Linked DNA regions of Homo sapiens: region 2 is linked to region 1. The links are chromatin loops, found by intact Hi-C in ENCODE. Cell type or tissue: psoas muscle. All regions are shown on one strand. Each heading gives the region's core, and the rest is flanking DNA. Links, peaks and the distances in the headings are about the cores only. Region 1 has its middle 77 kb from the start of PRKD1. Region 2 overlaps FOXG1-AS1 (FOXG1 antisense RNA 1).

Region 1 (6,843 bases), core at 2,612-5,111:
AGTGAATTGCCTCATTTATACTATCTGTTACAGTGGCACAGCTATAATTTTCCTATATCACTGATCTTTATTTAGTAATCTACCTTATTCAAATATTCAGTAACCTAAAACCAACTAACCAATTTTGCTTATAATTCCAAAATATTATCAAAATGGTGAGTTGCACATCCTAAGTGATGTTTGGTGTCCAAATATTGATACAAACAACATTGTGCCTGTTGTTTCAGGTTTCTTTATGTTTGGTTTTAAATATACTTTATCAATTAGTTTGACCACAGTTTCAAATAATAATTATATTTTTGGATTAATGGGGAACTCTGCATTTTAGGGTTAACCTCTTGTTTCTTTCAGTTTCCAGAAACTGTTTTCTTCAGTTTCTCAGAGACTGAGATCTCAGTCTCTCTGTATGATTGTGTGTATGTTAACAGAGTCAGAAACAATGGAGTTCACCTATTTCAAAGTCCTAATCAATATAAAATCCTCCTACAGCATTTTTGTCAACAGAACTATTTCTGCCAACTTTGTTTTTCTAAGTAGCAGAAGTATATGATTCAGGGTTACTGGAATTGTATGATAGAGTCTTACCTGGAGCTGAAGAGTTGTATTCCTAGAAAGCTTTTTGAAAAATGCAGCCTTTCCTGGATGAAAGCTGAGTGACAAAATGACTCCCAGAACTCTCTTTTGTTATGACCATGATCAACCGGAGAGTGAAACATCTATCTTACCTATCAGGCGGCTAAACAAAGCAACAATTGAAGGTTTAAGAAAAGAGGCAGCTAAACTGTTGGATTAATTATACTTTCTGTACTTGCTTGGGGGGCGGTGATGGGGTGGGGGAAGATTTCTTCCCTGCTTACCTAAATAGACATGGGCTAAGATTCTATTTTAGCTGGCTATAATGTACTTACTTGGAAATAACTTCCTAACATATGACTCCCCTTTCCCCACTATTAATCGTTCATCACAGAAACAATGAGGCCATGGCAGAGATCATTTCCTTCTCTGTCAGTGGTTGACTGGGTGGGTCTAATCAGGAGTTTGGAACCAGGGTGAGGAGAACCTGACTCAATTTCTTTGAGAGACTAATTTTTTTTTTCTTTTTTTTGAGACAGGGTCTCGCTTTGTTGCCCAAGTTGGAGTGCAGCGGCGCACTCTCAGCTCACTGCAGCCTCGACCGACTGGGCTCAAGTAGTCCTCTCACTTCCGCTTCCTGAGTAGCTGGGACCATAGGCATGCACCACCATGCCCAGCTAATTTTTGCATTTTTAGTAGAGATGAGGTTTCACCATGTTCCCCAGGATGGTCTCGAACTCCTGGGCTCAAAAGATCCACCCACCTCGACCTCCCAAAGTGCTAGGATTACAGGCGTGAGCCACCGTGCCTGGCCAACTATTCTTAAAATATGTAGGCTCAAAGCCTCTGGTGGGCATGATCTTCCTTTACATGGAGCAGAGATGTAGAGACAGCTATTACACAGAAATGAGAGTAAAGCGAATGTGTGGAAATTATCAGGTTGGTGTAAGCGTAAGTGCAGTTTTTGCATTACTTTTAATGGCAAGAACTGCACTCACATTTGCAGCAAGCTAATAGAAAACGAGGTGAAAAGAAAAGGGGTCTGAGTGAGAAATAATTCTGGACAGCATCCCGTGCTCTAGTTCTGGTACCTCTCAAGGCCATACTGCACTTCTGACCTTTGATTCTTGAAACAGTGCTTTATGCTTAAGCTAGCTGGCTTTTTTTTTTGTTGTTGTTGTTACTGGCAACCCAGAGAGTCCACAGTAGATTAGTTCAACATGCAACCTAAGAATTTACTTAAATTTCTGAACGACTTACGAGAGATACCAAAGAGATAAAAAGATAAAATTTTGCTTTGGATTAACTTAAAATCTTATTGGGAAAACAAGGCTTATGTTTATGACAAAACTCTGCACAACAATGCAGCATATTCCATAATGAGTATTTTGGGACATAATTATGTGCAGTAGAAAATGGAGAAATCTGTGTGGGCTCTAGCAGTGAAGGAAGAGATTGGAGGAATAATCTTTTATGTTAAACCTTGAATGATGAGTAGCATTTAGTTAAATAAAAAGTGAAGTGTGTTCTAGATTAAGAGATAAAGTAGCCAAGAATGACAGTAGTATTTGCAAGACTATAACTAAAGATGAAATTTGAGATGAAAGATGAGATTGGGTTGGGAGGGTGGAGTCAGATGACGGAGAGGCTTGAATTCCAAAATGAGGGATTATTTGCACTTTCTGTAATCAAGTAAAAGAGGAGTTGCAGACACTTGAGTAGTAGTGTAAAGTGACCAAATCTGTGTTTAAAAAGTTGAATCTCGCTGTGGTATGTTGTATAGTTTAGAGGCAAGTGTACTAATTTGGAAGATAGTTTATTTCTTACAGTTATTAGAGTGAGGTGAAAAATAGGACATGTGGAAGGAAAAACATAGTAACTTGAATCAGTGCTTCTCAAAATTACTGTATGCAAGAGTCACCTGGGGATCTTCTCAAAATGCAAACTTTTATTCAGTAGTTCCAGACTGAGGCCTGAAAATCTGAATTTCTAACCATCTCCTAGCTAATACCTATGCTGCTAGTCTGTGGATCGCACTGTGAGGGGCCAAGATTTGAAAATGATGATCTAATCTGGTGTGATGAAGGAAAGTAAAAGAGTCAAGGATGACCCCAAGGTTTCTAGTGTGCTACAGTTGACAGAAGAGAGAGAAAAAGGGAACTGGAAACATCTATTGAGTGACTACTGTTTGTTATTTTCTTTTATCCTGAGGCTCCATCTTACAAATAAATTCATTCATTCACCTAACACTTATTTCCTGAGTACCCACTAAGTGCCAGGCATTATTGTAAACCCTGTGGATTCAGTAATGAATAAAACAACTTAATAAGAAAACTCTGCTCACGATTTAAGGGGGAAGATAAATAAAATAATTAAAATATGTAGTATTAAAATTGGGAAAACCAAGTAAATAATCTTAAGTAACGTAGATATAACTTTGGCTGAGTCTCAGTCATACCAGTCACAGTGAACAACTTCTGCATAACACAGATATGACAGATTTACAAGACAGTCAAAATATATGTTGAAACTAAAACTATTTTTAAATCCTTTGAAAGGATTTTACTGAGTTAATAAAATATTGCTGAAAGGTCTAGATATTTTAGATGTGTTTCACTTGAACATATTTTTAATGAAAGCATGTACAAGAATGTGTAATGGAATATTTTGCAGCTTTTACAGTCATTCATCTCAGAACAAACATCTGTCTTGCTATTCAGTTGATGTATGGGCTAAGAGCTTATTTCCTATTTATAAGAGGCCTGCCTATACATTCCTCTTTGTTTCTTACCATAGATCACACAGAGGCATTTCTTTCCAAATCCACTGTAGAAATGTATTTCTATAGTAAATTGTAGGAAACACTATGGGATTAATTATTCAAAGAAAACAAAGAAACAGATTAAGAAATTTATGCTTGTATGTATATATCTATCTACATTTGTACTCCCACCATCTATGAATCTGTAAAAAAAGAATAAATAAAATGTAAACGGAAGCCTATTAAACAATAATTGCTATAAAACAATAGTTTCTCATCTTCAAAAATTTATATTTAAAAATTGCTAAATGTATCTTTGTTCACTAAGCACTTTAATTAACATCTATAACATGGTGATTATATTATTCAACATTTAAATGCTTAATTTGCAATCTGGAATTGCAGGCATTCCCTGATAAAGATATATTTTCATTTGTTGCATTTGTATTTTTAGTAGAAGGCAAAAATAAGAAGATACTTATATGGTAATATGATACTAGATCTGTAAACAAAAGTTTTAGTCACTCTTTTCCACGGCACTTGAGATTTAAAACACGGTAACAGTATTTTTATGTGTTGAAATGTCGGGTATTTTCATGTTATGAGAGGTTTGAAGTGCTGTACCTGCCATCTACTGGAAGTCTATGGGAGGTACATTTCCCTACTAGCAACTTAAGGCCTCCAGAGAGTCTAGAAAATGCTATCAGTGCTATTGAGGAAATTGTATCACAGGCTGTGAGGTCCTTTATTGCTGCTAAAGAAAATTAAAGATAAAATTATCTCATTAATCACTGGTTAAAGTACAAAATGGATCCATTTAAATTTCAGTAGGCGAAGTATAAAGAGTGGTTCACTTTTGAAATGTTATGGTTACTAGAAGGCCAGGAGCAGAGACTAACAAATGTCCTTCCCAGCATTCTTACTAAAGACAGCGCTGTAGCCCTGGAAAAATACGTGCATAAATTATAACTATTGCAAGTAGCTCTTAGCATCTAGGGTAGCCAGGCTTCTGAGATCTTCTCTAGTAACTTCTGTTTAATATTTCCGGGCTCATCTGGATTGTGAGAATAAGGGTAAGTGTACATGCAGGAGAAGACAGCATAAGCGGAGACTAGCTGAAATGTTGAAGTACTGCAAAGAATGAAACACCATAGTTAGTTCTTGAAATACATGCTTTGTGACTATATTTAATTCTTTCAACTATGCTCTGGGTTAGAATAGTTAACTCCAGATGTTCATATAACCTAGACACCTACAATTCCAGTTTCCTAGACTTTTCCTATTCAAATAATGTCGGTACATTTTCTTATCCTAAATAATTTAAATCTATCTAATGGCTCTTTTTTTTTCCTGAGTTAAAGAAAACAAACAAACAAAAAAGAAAACAAATACTAAGGGTTACTTAATTCATCTTTTATGAATGACTTTAAAAATTATGATTAGATAAACTTAAAAACATAAAATCTTTTAGCTTTTAATCATTCTGTACTTTCTGGTAACTAGAATAAATTCTTAGAAGTAAGCTCTAGAATGACATGATCATACTCATTTACAGTGTGAGGGTTTCATATGGATAAAGATTAATAGTGGCACTAAGAGGTAGAATAATTTAACTCAAGGTCATGCAATTTAGTGGCAGAGCTTAAACTATAATCCAGGTTGTTTTACTCTAGTCACTTGCTATATCTACTACCTTGTAGAAAATTGAAAGATTAGTAAACTGATGATTGCCTTGAATGTAATTATAAAATATATATCGGACTTGAAATTAAAATAGGCATGCCCTTGAGCAATTGTCATGTGAGAGAAGGGAAAGTAGGGGAGGAAGTATGAAGACATTTGCCAGAGGTGTCCTTGGCATTCTTTGAAATTCAAACAAGGAGATCATTCTCCGCGTCAGGGTCTCAGACTTAAATTAGGCCTCCCTTTACTTAAGCATACTGGAGAGAACACATAAAGGCAAAGGTGTCTGGGATTAGAGAGAAAGTTAGAAAGACAAGTGGCAGCCAGATATTTCTAAGGCTAAGTGATGACACAGTAGAAAGTCTATGTCTAGCAATATGACAGATTGAAGACCCTGAAAATCCTACTGTAAACACCTGTAAGTATGGGATAAAAACATAATGAGCATTGTTTAAAACGCATAGCCAAACTCACAAAGAAGTATGTAAAATCCCCTGGGGCTAAAAGCAAGGAGAAAATGGAAAGACAGATTAGTAAATGGATGCTGACACTTTGTCAGCTTGAGTTGGGAGTTGGGAGGAGTATTAGTCAGTCTTGCTATTGAAGGGAGTTGAATGAACATGATGGATCGAAAGACAAGGCCTTGGAACTGCTTGAGTTGGGGAGTTGGACTGGCAAACTCTCACTTCACAGACACATTCATAAAGCCAGGACAGATAAAGGGCTCTGCCCTACAGGAAAGGGTAGATAGGGAGAAATCTGTCTACTAGCAAAGTGAAATGACCTTGTTGAGTTGACCTGGGATCTAGATAGGAAAGAAAAGGCTACATCAACACTTTGCAATCACAGAAAGAGCAAATTAGACCCTGGGAGCTTCAGATAATTAAAAATCAAAACACATCACAACATGTTTAAACTGATTAAAATAAATAGAGGAAAAAATCAAAAGTCTAAGAAATTAATGCTATCAAAATACACAGAATACTTTGCAGCAATTTAGAAAAACTAGACCTATATATGCTGATATGTAAAGATCTTCAAAATTTATTATTTTCAAAAAGCTAGATATAAAAGCATCCTAGAGGGTAAGTCCATTGTTGTTGGCCATTGTTTTTTTTTGAGACAGAGTCTTGCTGTGTTGCCCAGGCTGGAGTGCAGTGGCGTGATCTGGGCTCACAGCAACCTCTGCCCCCTGGGTCCAAGTGATTCTCCCACCTCAGCCTCTCGAGTAGCTGGGATTACAGGTGCGAGCCTGATTGTTGTATTTTTAGCAGAGATGGGGTTTCACCATGTTGCCCAGGCTGGCCTTGAACTGCTGACCTCAAGTGATCAGCTTGCCTTGGCCTCCCAAAGGGCTGGGATTACAGGCGTGAGCCACTGTGCCCGACCCCATTGTTGTTTAAAAGAATTTAAAAGGCACTTGTGTGTTTGCTTTAAGGATGTTCATTTTCTTTATATTTAATCCTAATTAACTGTGTTATTCCCTCTAATTTATATTGAACATAATAAAACATGATTGCTAGTGAAAAAAATTGGACCAGGCAAATTTGAAAAAAAAAGAAAGGCATAAAACGTACTTGTAGAAATAAAAAATCTGGGCCGGGCGCGGTGGCTCACGCGTGTAATCCCAGCACTTTGGGAGGCCGAGGCGGGTGGATCATGAGGTCAGGAGATCGAGACCATCCTGGCTAACAAGGTGAAACCCCGTCTCTACTAAAAATACAAAAAATTAGCCGGGCGCGGTGGCGGGCACCTGTAGTCCCAGCTACTCGGGAGGCTGAGGCAGGAGAATGGCGTGAACCCGGGAAGTGGAGCTTGCAGTGAGC
Region 2 (6,843 bases), core at 2,127-4,626, 1.3 Mb before region 1:
TCGCGCTACTGCACTCCAGCCTGGGCGACAGAGTGAGACTCCGTCTCAAACAAAACAAAACAAAACAAAACAAAAACATGCAATCGCTACAGTACTTGGGGTAGGAAATAGATATGGAAATGTTACATTCCCTTAAAATGTATTTTACCTATTTACTTGTTTAATGTCTATTTTCCTTAACTGGGAAGTTAGCTTAATAAAGGCAGAAGAGGTTTTTGCCTCCATTATCCAATGCTATATTCTTAGCACCAATAATAATGTCTAGCGTACAGTATGTGTACGCTATGTATTTATTGAACAAATGAGAAAGTTTACAAGTAATTCATGGATTTCATATGATTCTCTATATCTTGTTTACATCAAAGACAAAATGTTTCGTATTTCTTAAGACTAACTGCAACATGTTCAAAAATTTGGTCTATCAGCTGAAGTGTATCTCAATTTGATAATTAAAGAGAAAGTTTACATTTTCATGTAAGCCCTTCCAAATACTCCAGCACACATAAGTGAAAATCAGATATTCTCCTTCATGGCCCATCTGCAAACTTGTAGAAAGTGAGAACCTGAGGCATAAGTGGACGTGAATGGGCCTGGGTTCTATTTTTCCATGCTATAAAAGCCATAAACAGTGTGGTTAATGATGCTCCCATATCTGACTTGAAGCCAGGGTACGGTGGATTCGTGTAAATGCTGAAGGCTAGCTAGCTCTGGTGGCTGAACACCAGTTGAGGGCAGCAGAGAGCTACTTGAGAGAAAATAGATCCAGGAAGGCTTAACAGCTCTCAGCTTAAAGTGCTTGGCTAAGTCCACAGTGTGCTGCTGAAAATGCAGCCGCTTGGAAAACTAGTCCACAGGGTGGCCAGCAAGAATGAAGTAACCAAATGTATTAATGCATAAAGCCAAAAATCCAGGGAGATGGGTAGGAAGCAACACCAGAGAACTGACAATAATTTGGACTCCCATTTCACACAGTTCTCAGGAGCCATTGATTCGGACAATCATCTTACTCCAGAGCTGCTGAATCACAAAATGTCTTAGATTCCCTCCAACTCTAAAATCTTAGTTCCCAAGATAATTAACAAAAATGTTTAGAGTACAACCTTTTTTCCAAAGATTATCCTTCCTGTAGAAAGAATATAAAATTGTTAGTGTTAAGAGGAGAAAATCATACATGAATGAGGAGTAGCAAACACAGACTAGGGGTCCCAAAATTCTTTAAAAGTTGAGATTTCTCAAATATATGCGGTGGAATCCTGGTGAAGTTTAATGAACAGCCTCAGTCAATCCCCTTGTTTCCCAGTTTGAAGGCTCCAACCCTAAAAATGACCAAGTGTAAGTTGCGGCCTGTCCAAAGCCAGGATTCACACTCCTTTTCTGTGTCTTCCTAGTGGAGTGATCTTAAGCAAGTAATTTAGTCTGTCTGGGTCAGCCTCCTCACTTCTAAAATAGAATAATACCTGTGTTTATGAGGTCTGTGAAAAATCTGCAGAATAAAACATGTCTTATGAACTTCGTACAGCATAAGGAATTTTAAATAAAAGTCCAAGTAGTAGGAACTAAGAAGTTTTCTAGGGAACAACAAAAAGGCATCTAAGAAAGAAACCTTTGATATATTTAGAATTTTCCCTGTAACAAACTTGTTTGTTTCTATCAACCCAGGTCAATGTAGATATGATACTCCATATACATATATTTATACACATATGTGTGTATATGTATATACACACACACACTTTATATACAACACACACACGCATGCATGTGTGTGTGTGTGCATGGGTATGTGTGTGTGTCTTCAGCTTCCCTGAGGTCTATATTAAATGCTGAGCATATTTGCATCACGGAGTGATATTTGCCTTCTGTGAACACTCTTATTGCTAAAAGTGTGTAATGATGTTCCTAGTCAGATTGAATTTGGAGACATTTTACTGCATCCTCCTGAAGAAATTTATTCACAGGGACACAGAAGCAGAGAGAAAAATGTGGGCTATCTGCAGCCAGAATACTTTGGCTCTGGTTCCTAATAATAATAATAATAATAATAATAATTAATCATCACCATGAGGATATGGGAACATGTTAGAAAACTTGAATACAGCTGCCTCAGCTTTGTGTTCAGTTTGGTCCTATCTCACATTATGATTTTTCTGGATGGATAGCAAGGGAGAGCTGAGTGCATGCCAATGAGTTAGTAAATGGTGACTAGAGTGTCTGAGATTTTTGTTATTTTTAAAAGCAGAAAAAGGGAAAGAACAAGACAGGAAGATAGAGAAGATGGAGGGCTGGCTCATCAATTCTCATTTCTGATGAGATGCCTAACTAGAGAACTCAGGAGTGATAGAGAAGAGTTGCAAATAACAATGAAGACACCACAAGAGAGTCTTCTCAAATGAAGGTTGATGATTTATTGACTTAAAAATCTTTTGAATTATAAGGGATAGCAGATTCAACTTTCTGATTTTGTGCATAAGAAAACTAAGGTTCAAGAGAAGTGTTGTGACTACCTCAAATTCCCCTAGGTGTTAACAACTTGTATATTTATCTTACTATTCTAGAACTAGCTAGATAGCATGCCAGTGACCAAATTTTATAGTAAAATCTAGGAAATATTGGTGAAAAATAGAATAAACAAAATTGGTTTCCCTTAAAGTTACAAAACATGAATCCATATACCAGTAGTCATCAGCTGCTTTGCTATTAGGAAATTAAACACACACTTCAGCAAGTGCATGCACAAACTACACCCACGCACATGGCCAGCTTACAGTCACAGGGAATGAGAAGAGGTCTACTCTCTCTCTCTCTCTAACATCTTAAATGCCAAGCAAATGCCGAAATTGTTATTCTGAAAAGTTTGGGGCTCTGCAGTCTACCATTGCTAAGATTTTTCCTGTGCCCAGATAGTTCATTTAATCTTTGCTGTAAGAAGAAGAAACAGAATCCATATAGACATAGGAATTCCATTTCTTTGAATTATAAAATATTTTCAGCCAAGGTAATATAGACAGGGCATATATGTGATTACTTAAAACATGGTGTTATTTTTAGTATGTTCCCTGCTATTCACTAGATAATTATCTCCAATCAAAGTGGTTAGTTCAGATAAAAGAAAATATCAAAAATAAATTTTTTTCAATTTTGTTAAGTATTTGTGTAGAAACATATTTAGTGATAATTTGGAAAATTAGGTAAATAAATTGCAACCCCCCTCAAAATAAAATTACTTTTTAGAACTAGTTCCTTGACATGGAATTTAAAGCATTGGAAGAATACTCATAACAAACTTTAATTGCCCTATGTGCAGATTTGAGGTAAAAACCGTTGTCTCTCTATGTCTTATTACCATAATCAAAGCTTAGAATTTTTTTTATTATCAAAAGACTATTGTGTGCCCGACAGACAGTCAAGATTTATTAGAAAAGCCTCCATGGCTCTCCCCTCCAAAAACTCAGTAAACAATCCCACACCTTCACTGCTACTATTGAGCATTATGGGCACTAGATGTCGCTGCTGCTGTTAGAATGAGATTTTCTTCCTGCTTCCCAGCCCCACCTCCCCAAAAATTTTTTCCAAAGATTCTTATGGTTTTTAAAGTTATATTTTAGTGGTAGTGTTGTTGGGAATTTGATGAATGAATGATATTTTATATATTAGTGATTGCAGGTCACTTATTTTCCAGATTAAGAAAAAACTGGAAAGATGAAGTAACTTGCCTAAGGATCCATAGGAAAAGAGTGCTAGAGCCAGAGTCGGGAAAACAGTTCTCGTGTCTACACTTCACCAGCTTTTAAGAAGTAAACGTGTTCCAGCTGTGAACAATGACGATATTCATCTTTTTAAGTCAAAACCCACTGGGTAATATTTATTACCCTTTAAGTCAGTTTCAGTTTGCATTGCCCCTGATGGTCTTCTCCTTGGACACTAGGTATGTATTAATCATGAGGGCAGATGATTTTCCCAGGCTAAATTTACTTGAAAGGGTAAGAAGCCTAATAGACGGTCATTATCTAAATTAAGGTGATTCCGTGCTCCAGAAAATCTCCCCATAGAAGAAAAATGTCAACAAGCTCAGGAGACTCTCCCTCATAAAGTTATTAAAACTAAACAAGCATACACAACACCCACACACAATCCAATACAGAGGAGATCTCCAACCCAGCTTCCCTGTCAATACAAAAGAAAGCCAGTGGAGTTTTCTTCAGAAGCCTGGGGCTAGGAAGGGTGCAGAAGGACTGTGAGGGCAATCCCCAACTGCTTTCACCGACTAAGGTGAGGAGAAAGGAAAGTCATGACTGGGGGAAAAAAAAAAGAAGAAGAAGAAGGCAAGTTAACTAAGAGAGGCAACCAATCTACGCTGAAGCTTCCATAGTCCTGCTCTCTAGAGAAAACCAAAAATTCACCACCCCGCTTGACGGATTGGCAGGCAAGAGAAAGAGGGGAAACTTCACACACTCGCTTAGAGTTGTTGGACCCCTTTTCCAGTCCCCATCTCAAGAAAAGAAGAAGGGGGCAGGGAGGAATGGACGTGCCCTGAAAAGAAAAGAAAAAGGAGCCAACATTGCAGCTAGCCTTGGGAAAATCTCCACAGATGAGCATTTTTGTTGCGTTAAGTGGCCGGCATTAGCAGCCTAAACACGTAGGGGAAGGCTAACATCGCCGTTAATATAATGCGGGAGAGGAATGATAGACCTGGGAGTAGAGAGTGGAAGCGCTAGTTTTGCATAAAACAAAACAAAACATTTCTGAGGACTTAAGCTCCTAGGGGGTTGGGTGGAGTGAATTTAGGGAGCGCCTCAATCCATAGAGGAAGCATGCACCGGGGCATCAGTTTCAGAGGCTTATTTTAAAAATATATATTTATTTCAGCTGCCTTAAAAAATAATTTCACAGTCAGAAAAATAGCTTCTTAGACCATGGTTCTGAGGTCGTCTCTGGGAGGGAGAAGAATCACCTCCGAGATGTCTTTCAAACTCCAGCATTGAGACTAAGAATTGACAAGTAAGGAGGTTCTGGAAGTCAGAATGAAAATGGTCACCTCCATCACCTTCACGAGGCTTCATTTCTCTCACATTTAGGGAGGTAGATGAGATACAGTTAGACGCACATAGAGATAGTGAGAGAGAGAGGGAAAGGGAGAAGGAGAGAGAGGAAAGAGAAAAGGGAAGAAAAAGCAGGGAAAGAAGGAAGGAAGGAAGGAAGGAGGGAAGGAGGGAAAGAGGGAAGGAGGGAAAGAGGGAAGGAGGGAAGGAGGGGACAGGAAGGAAAATTAGAAGAAATGAAACCCAACTGAAGTCTTATGATTAATAACTTTTTTTTTTCAAAACTAAATCAACTCTATCTTCCTCGCCTTTCTAGGAAATCCTCAACTTGAACAATATTCTAAGTGCCCTAAAGCAATTAAAACAAAACTTTGGAGGAGTGGGGCGGGGAGACATTCCTGGAGGGCCAGAGCGGGGATCGCAGCAGAATCTGCAGCACTGGTGTTAAGGAGAATTTGAGCGCTCGAATGCTGTTGTTAAATTTCTTCCCAGAGCCCCATGCTCCCTCGTTTAGCATCTCCCTTCCCCAATAATTACTTGAGAGGATGAGCTCGAGATTGAAGAGTGAGGTTGGCTTTTCTGTGTGAGGAGCCGATAGGATCCACCAACACTAAAATCAAAAAGACTCCTGGTGCTTGCGAGTACAACCCCAAATTCTCTCGCACACTGCCCAAGTTTCTTGAAACTCGGAGGCTCAGCTCAGTGTAAAAACATGGGGGTTCTCCTGAGTCGGTTTCCCTGACCACAGGGGGACCCCTGCAAACACGGCCTCCTCTTTAATACCTTTGTAACTCAGTTCTTCAAGCAACCCACCTAGGAGAATAAAAGGACCCACTGAGCTCCAATAACTGAGTAGATGATTAAATAAAGCCGAGATCTCAGATCTTCGCGTTTGGGGTGGGGAGTGGGGGCGCTGGGGAAAAGTCGGGAATAGCCCCGCGGTACCTGGGGATCCCAGTTGTTTTTTCTAAGAAAGCCCGGGGTTAAAAAATGCATTGGAATGTGGCGATGCCTCCATCAGCCGTCACTTTATAAGTTCCCAAGTCACGCTGCTCTAGACCATTGTGGATGAAAGTGGATTGTCTCTCCAGAACCAAATATTCCCTGACCTGCTTCCCCAACGCGCCCTCACGCTTTCCTGGGAGAGCACAGCGCTGCCGGAGACGCGGCGCTTCTGTCAATTGTGCAGAGCAATTACTAAGAAAATATTGTGACGATGTTGTAGGGCGAAAGGGGACGTGAGGAGGAAAGGGAGGGGGAGTTAGTTTGGAGAGCAATTTGCAAAGGAATATTAACTTTGATTCCCGAGGTCACCGCGGGAAAAGGGGTTCTGGGCTGCAGAGCTCTTCCTCTAGGTGGCGGACTTTGGCACCAAACAACCGCTAGATGAGCGCTGACTTCAAACACAGGATTAAGCTTCTTGCTGGTTAAAAATAATAACAGTAATAATATAGAGGTGTGGGGCTGTTTTTTCCCCCTTTTGGATATTTATTTATTGCAGGGAAAAGTCATTGATTTTCCTAAGCAAACTGTGTTTCTCCTTCACTTGGTGGAAAATAAAAACTGTTTGAATAAATAAGTTATTTCTGAACATTTTGTTGTCAAAGTGTTAAATGTTCCCGTCATTTTTATTCAAACACTAACATGATTACAGCCAATTATATATTCACCAGTGTTCTTTATTTTAGAGTAATTGTACTTGTCACTAATAAAACAGAGGCATAATGGATCGCTACTGTTCTAGATTTTCAAGCAATTTTGTGTAATTTGATTGAATTATACATCTTATCTGCTACTTTTTTAT

Evidence for each region. A loop is a pair of places that touch in the nucleus more often than their neighbours do. Peaks named below come from ENCODE experiments on the same cell type or tissue, not always from the same donor. Only the 100,000 strongest peaks of a DNase experiment are listed, where the experiment ranks them.
Region 2: a loop joins it to region 1, with 5 times the contacts of the local background. A loop is called at or near these places in 19 of 110 quality-filtered maps.

The regions. Positions count from the first base shown.
Region 1 is chr14:30,001,351-30,008,193 of GRCh38, forward strand. No RefSeq gene overlaps it. Among named protein-coding and RNA genes, the nearest start is that of PRKD1, 77 kb to the left of the region's middle. In psoas muscle, for the core only: a CTCF peak has its summit at 3,983 (motif pointing left); no DNase peak of the experiment used is centred there.
Region 2 is chr14:28,750,917-28,757,759 of GRCh38, forward strand. All of the region lies in intron 2 of FOXG1-AS1 (FOXG1 antisense RNA 1), which reads right to left. Among named protein-coding and RNA genes, the nearest start is that of FOXG1-AS1, 11 kb to the right of the region's middle. RefSeq lists an enhancer at 5,953-6,843. In psoas muscle, for the core only: a CTCF peak has its summit at 3,485 (motif pointing right); no DNase peak of the experiment used is centred there; H3K27me3 peaks cover 1,468 bases.